Regions from separate parts of the Homo sapiens genome. Here region 2 is linked to region 1. The links are chromatin contacts, found by Hi-C in ENCODE. All regions are on one chromosome and are shown on one strand. Each heading gives the region's core, a stretch centred on a gene start or an enhancer-like site at or near the end of the contact. The rest is flanking DNA. Distances are from core to core; before and after follow the strand shown. Region 1 holds the start of LINC02350 (long intergenic non-protein coding RNA 2350). Region 2 holds the start of LINC02824 (long intergenic non-protein coding RNA 2824).

Evidence for each region. Hi-C counts contacts between places; a loop is a spot of excess contacts on that map.
Region 2: a map of mesothelial cell of epicardium shows a loop between it and region 1 (26-fold over the local background). The contact joins the promoter of LINC02824 here to the promoter of LINC02350 in region 1. A Hi-C loop is called at or near these places in 1 of 168 maps with a recorded cell type or tissue (mesothelial cell of epicardium).

Annotation. Positions count from the first base shown.
Region 1 is chr12:126,424,488-126,427,532 of GRCh38, reverse strand. LINC02350 (long intergenic non-protein coding RNA 2350) reads right to left here and starts at 1,387. Exons shown (of 3, transcript NR_146291.1): 1 at 1,331-1,387; 2 at 266-333. The region is part of intron 2 of LINC02825 (long intergenic non-protein coding RNA 2825); the gene reads left to right.
Region 2 is chr12:126,688,908-126,691,952 of GRCh38, reverse strand. It overlaps LINC02824 (long intergenic non-protein coding RNA 2824), which reads right to left and starts at 1,537. Exons shown (of 5, transcript NR_183614.1): 1 at 1,365-1,537; 2 at 38-153. LOC100996671 (a long non-coding RNA gene) reads left to right here and starts at 1,635. Exons shown (of 2, transcript NR_110035.2): 1 at 1,635-1,918.

The DNA.
Region 1 (3,045 bases), core at 138-2,637:
GCTCCGACCTTCCATCAGATTTGGGAATTGTGCCACCGTGGATGTATTGTTACTATTTTAGAATCTAATAACAAACATTTCTGCCTCCTATACAGTAGCCTCGGGCTGAAACAGAGGAACTCTATTTCTGGATTTTGTTGCCTGGAAAAACAGCCATTTCTATATTACTGGTTTGGGCTTTTGAGAACGAATTGGAAAGACATATTTTGGATTAGTCAGGGGGTTTATCACCAACTACCAATACACACTAAATTCATAGTAGTACCTGTAGCTTGGTTCTGGCAAATTTGTTCTGCCTTGTAACTGCAGATGTGGAGCAAGTGGCTTCTGGGTCTTTGTAGCAAGGGAAAAGAGAGAGAGATAAAAAAGTACATCAGCTTTTAAATACCTCATTCCAGAAGTGATAGGCATCACTTGCTTTCCCAGAGTGAGTCACATGACCCCCAGTTTAGCTGTGGGTGAATCTGAGAAATAAAAATCTCACTGATATATGTATGTTTCTATCTCTGCCACACATTTCCAGATATTGAGACATTATAAAACACATTCTAATTTTTTTTTTTTTTTGAGACAGGATCTTGCCCTATTGCCCAGGCTGAGTGCAATCATGTGATTATGGCTCACTGCAACCATTACCTCTTGGGCTCAAATAATCCTCCCGCCTCAGCCTCCTGAGTAGATGGAATCACAGGCATGCACCACCCTGCCAGGCTATTTTTTAATGTTTTTTTTTTTTTTGTAGAGACAGGGTCTTGCCATGTTGCTCAGGCTGGTCTTGAACTCCTGGGCTCAAGCAATCCTCCTGCCTTGGCCTCCCAAAGTGCTGGGATTACAGGTATGAGCCACCACACTCGGCAATCATATGGATTCTAACATCTCACCTAGAATAAACCTTGTGCCTAGAGAAGAAATCCCTTTCAGTCTTCTAGGTTCTAGAATCTAGAGTTTGAGAACTTGACTTTCCCTTATCTGTACAGTAGCCTCTCACTTCAGACACAGGAGTTTTTGCACTTCAAGTTGTCCTAGTATATTAATTATTTTGGGCACAGTAAAACAAAAAGGATGTTTGTATGAAGAAGCAGATTGAGATAGAGCTTGTGGTGAAGAAATATCCTCTTTCTTTGCTTATTTTAGGTCTTTTGACTGGATCGGTTCCTCTAATAGGCTTTTAATGACTGTTCCACCTGATATCTGGGTGTGAGTCCCTGTGCTCACTCCCTTAATTTCCTGGAAGACAAATCAATTAAGCCCCAGGCCTTACTGACCTTGCCTTGTTGTCTGTCTTATGCTGACAACTAGTATTTTATTAACACGCTTGGAGAGGGCTCACCCCAATTTGTTTCTCCAGATGTTTTGGTCATCCTACATCAGAATAAGACAAATTCTGCCTTCAAGCAGCCCCATAGTTTAATGCCAGATGATGTGAAGCCTTGTTTCAGATATCAAGGACTCCGCCCGGGGGAGGGGGCGACCTCTATTGCTGAGCTTCTCAGATTTATTTAGAATCGTGATCCTTAGTGACTGCAGGAAGCCTCATTTGTTGTTTAATACTCCGGGTTCATGATGAAGGTGCATACATTAACAGGTACCGAGGGTCATTGTGACCCAGGTGGAGGCTTCACAATGTCCTACAATGTCAGGGCAAGGAATTGGCCCATGCTGAACCAGTGCTGTGCTGAACTGTGCTCCTGTTGGAAAACAGAAACGTCCTCTCAGTGCATGTCGTCTCGGGATAAACCATGCCTGCTTTATTAATGTGTTTACTGAGCACCTGGTAAAGTGCATGGCACAGAAGTGGGGTTCAATAATGAATGTGTCCATGCATAAATGAAAGCCCCTATGATGAGAAGAAAAAAACATATTGGTTTTGCTTTTTTCTACCTTCTTAGATTTTAACAATTCAAAATACTCAAGAAATTTTAGTGGGGATGTCAACGCGTTGCTCCGAAACCAATAGGGAAACACCTCTAGTCTAAGCTGCACCATTTTCTAAGCACCCTCCGCCCCCACACCATTTCACAGACCTTGGCCAAAGTGAGACATTCCACAGGGGCTCGGGCAATGACAGCCTGCCCAACTGCCTGACTTTATCACCTTCTGGGGGAAGAAGTGCAAGGAACATCACATTCCGTCAGAACAGGGGCCAAACCGCCTCATCATGGGAATTTGTTATCAACATTTTTCCAGGCAGCAGACCATGCCCCTTCCTCTCTGAGAGCCCTCTCATCCAGGCCTATAATTGCCCCAGCCTGTAAGCAGCAGTGGGCATTAAGCTGGTCCCCCACCTCTGCCAGTCTTATGCTGGACATAGAACCTGCATTTGCTGTAGAGCCGCCAACTCTCTCTGTGTGTCTTTCTTTAACCCCCACCTTCCCTTCAAAGCCTAACAAACATCTTCCTCTGGCTGCCATGGGTCACTTAAAGGGGCCTTGTGCGTGTGTCTCCACTCACCATTTCTTGTTTTCCCAGAGACTGCACAATTCTTTCAACGGAGTTATTAAGAAGGTTTTTTCAGAGCCTGATTGCTTGGGTTTTTATGTTTATTCTGTAACTTCCTGGCTCAGTGTGAGACCTTGGATAATTTATTCAATCTCTCTGTGTCTTCGAGTACTCACACACAGAATGGGATTCATAATAACATTCATATTTCATTGGGGGATTAGTCACAAGCTGACTATATCTGCTGACTGAATCCTGGCCAGCTCCCACCAGGTGGCCGTGTCTACACAGCACTCTCTTTATGGTACTCTTCTCCTGGTTCCAGAAACTTCCCTGAGCCCTTGTCCCTTTAGAACTAGGGATGACAACAATGTTCCTTACTGCTGCTGTCCTCAGGATACTGCATTTTGGGTTTCCCTGTAATAGTCCTACCCACTGATCCTCATTATTTATGGATTCTGCATTTGCAAATTTGCTTACATGCTAAAATTTATTTGTAACCCCAAAATCACTATCTTTGAATAAGGTGAAACTCAGCCTTCTTGTTTAAGCTTTCATGCTGTACATAAGTATCTTTTTGTGGTCTATCAAATGCCACTTTTTTTT
Region 2 (3,045 bases), core at 288-2,787, 260 kb before region 1:
CTTCAGGAAGGCTATGAGCGGCTTCTGTGCTACTGACCTTTCTGGGGGAAACAGCCATCACTGCAGGCCAAGATGCACTTCGCTAGACTTGACTGGGGCTGCTAGCTCCTCTCTTCTCCTCAGGCTCCTGCAGGCTACAGGCCATTTCCACACCTGCAAAGAGGTGTCATCATCAGTCAGGAGAGGAGGTGGTCAGACAGCAGTGGGACCACAGGGGAACACAGAGCTGTCAGCCCAGGGACAAGGGATTGACCGATGGGCCAGGCCTCTGCAGTGACAAATGTCACAGCTGGGCTGTTTCTTTCTGAATTAAGGTGCCCCCATTTGTCTGACTGATTCACCAGGGGAAAATACAATAGACAAGTTCTCAGGGCTCAATCTACTTGAAGAAGCCTGAACTATACCATTGAGAACAGAATTTATAGCCACAACAGGGGCTTTCTTTATCCAAACTTTAGTTCTGGTTTTCCTTTTGTTGATGAGTTAATTTACGTTCAAATTTAGAAAATGAAATGTGTTTTAAAACTCCAAGTGCAGCTCATATAGGAATTTTCAAGCCCTGTAACCTATCAGAATAACAAATGTGAAAGCCCACAGTGGTTAGGCAGGCAGCGTGGAAGTGTGTCTTGGCCTGTTGGCACTGGAACAAAGTTACCAGCCAAAACTCTGCTTCTTGGGGACACTCAGCCTCAGCCACCTGCTGCCCGTGGCAGCCAGAGCCGCCTGTCCCAAAGGTCACTGCCCCTAGGTGCTGACAGGAAGGGCTTCAGAGCCACACTGCAGCTACTAATCCCAGCGGGGCCACCAACTAGCTGTGGGACCTTGGCCCAGTCAGCTAACTTATCAGGGTCTGTTTTCTGATTAGTAAAACAGGAAAACTAACAGTGTCAGCCTCATGGTGAGTGTTGAGTCCAGGATTAAATACATAAATGCAGAGAAATCATTTAAAACAGGGGTAGCACACTGGAAATGCTACATAGATGTTACCTACTTCTATGGTACATTGATTTTCGTTTTAAAAGATACCTTAAAACATGAATTCTTACGTGAAGTCTCTTTAGATATGGACAACTAATTGAAATATATTGAATTCATATATTCATATTTATGTAGTATACATTAATATATAATAAATTCATATATACAATAGAGCTTGAAATACATATATATAATATAAACATACATGAAAATATATTCAATACTTTTAAGTATAGTATATGAATATAAATGCAGTATTTATGTCAATACACTCACATATTTGCATATATTTATTTGAACTTAATATGCCCTGTATTTGCTATGGGCTGTGGGACATCTGTGAATAATCTCTGAAGGAAAACGCTCTTCTGTAACATGTGCTGAACCTGTGAATGGGAGAGAACTAGCATCCACATTGTCCATAGTAGAAAATGATGGTCTTCTTTGGAGATGATCTCCGTTTCCAGAAGGAGAAGCCGTGGCTTGCCCATCCTCTTCAACTCCTTCAGCACTGATTGTTCCAACCGTGATAGCCTGCTCCAAAGTTTGCCCCACCATTGGCTGGCCAGTGGCCAATCAGATACTCTCAATGCCGTGATCCGAGATTGGGCTTTGGGCCCTGAACTGTGATGTCACAGAACCTGGGACCTGCACCCATGCTGGGCTAAGACAAGGGGCAGAGGCAGAGAGAGAGAGAGGAGCCACCCTGAGAAGGAAGAGACCAGGTGGGCTCTGAGACAGGGAGACCCTTTCTACGTCGGTGCCTTGACATGTGACTTTTTTGTCACTTCGTGCTCCAGGATCACACCTGGATGAACTATCACTTTCAAATGACCTTGTCTTTTCTCGGGCCTTCTGAACTGATCATCTCTTCCTTCTGATACAAGAGGATCTTCCCTGGAAGACCACTGCACACCTTCTAGTAACACTGCGACCCTGGGTGAGTCACTTAACTTTTCTGGGCCTCAGTTTCGTCATCTGTAAAATGTCCAGAACACCTCCCCAATTCGACAGAGCTGTTCTCAGGATCAAAAGAGCAAACTCAGTTCATCCGTGAGACACTTGCCTTTTGCGTGGCCCTCAGTAGAAATCATATATCTTCTTAACAGCCACTTGATTTTTCCGAACCTTTGCCAAGTAAAAGTCTGTGTCAGAGCTCACAGACTCCACACTTGTGTCCCATCAGAGTCTCTGACCAGGGACAGTAACCTTCAAAGTGCAAACAGGAAATTAGCCTCCAGCCACTGCTGTTCCTCCAAGTGCCACGTGGCACTCAGGCTCAGGTAGGCAGTGGGGCTACAGATTCTTGTTTTTACACTTGACTCAGTTTCCTTATCTGTAAGTGGGGATAACAATAGTAACCATGTGAGAGAGATACATATGATATATACCTCTCCCTATATTTGCTATGGGCTGTGGGACACCTGTGAGTATATATATATTATACTCACAGTATAATATATATATATATATAATCATGTGAGATATTTATCTATCTATCTTCTATCTATCTATATACACATACTACAAGATGAATATGAGATATGGAGATGAGACATCCCCAATGTGCCCCCCACCATATATACTTGTAAATATACAACAAGCATAATCATGTGAGAGATATATACTATGTAACAATAGTAATAGTTAACATATATGATTGCTAACAATAGTTATGTGAGAGATGTATATAATATATATCATATATATCTCTCCTGTAATTACTAAAAATATATATGGTCTATCTCTCTCACATAATTACTATTGTTAGTAATCATATATATTAACTACTACTATTGTTAATATATATATTAGCAAAACATATGGATTAAGTAATCTAATGTTCTAATGCCTATAAAGTGCCTAGAGTCTGTCACATAGTGTTGTATAAATATTAGCTATTACTATTCTCTTATTGTATCCAGCCAGCAATTCAACAGTACTCACTGTGATTATTCTAAATTACACATCTAATTTTCTGTTAAAAATTCTTCCATGGCTCTCCATTGCTCTTGGTTGGGCTGACCCCTGCCCACCTCTCCATCCTCATCTTATGTTAGATGCTCC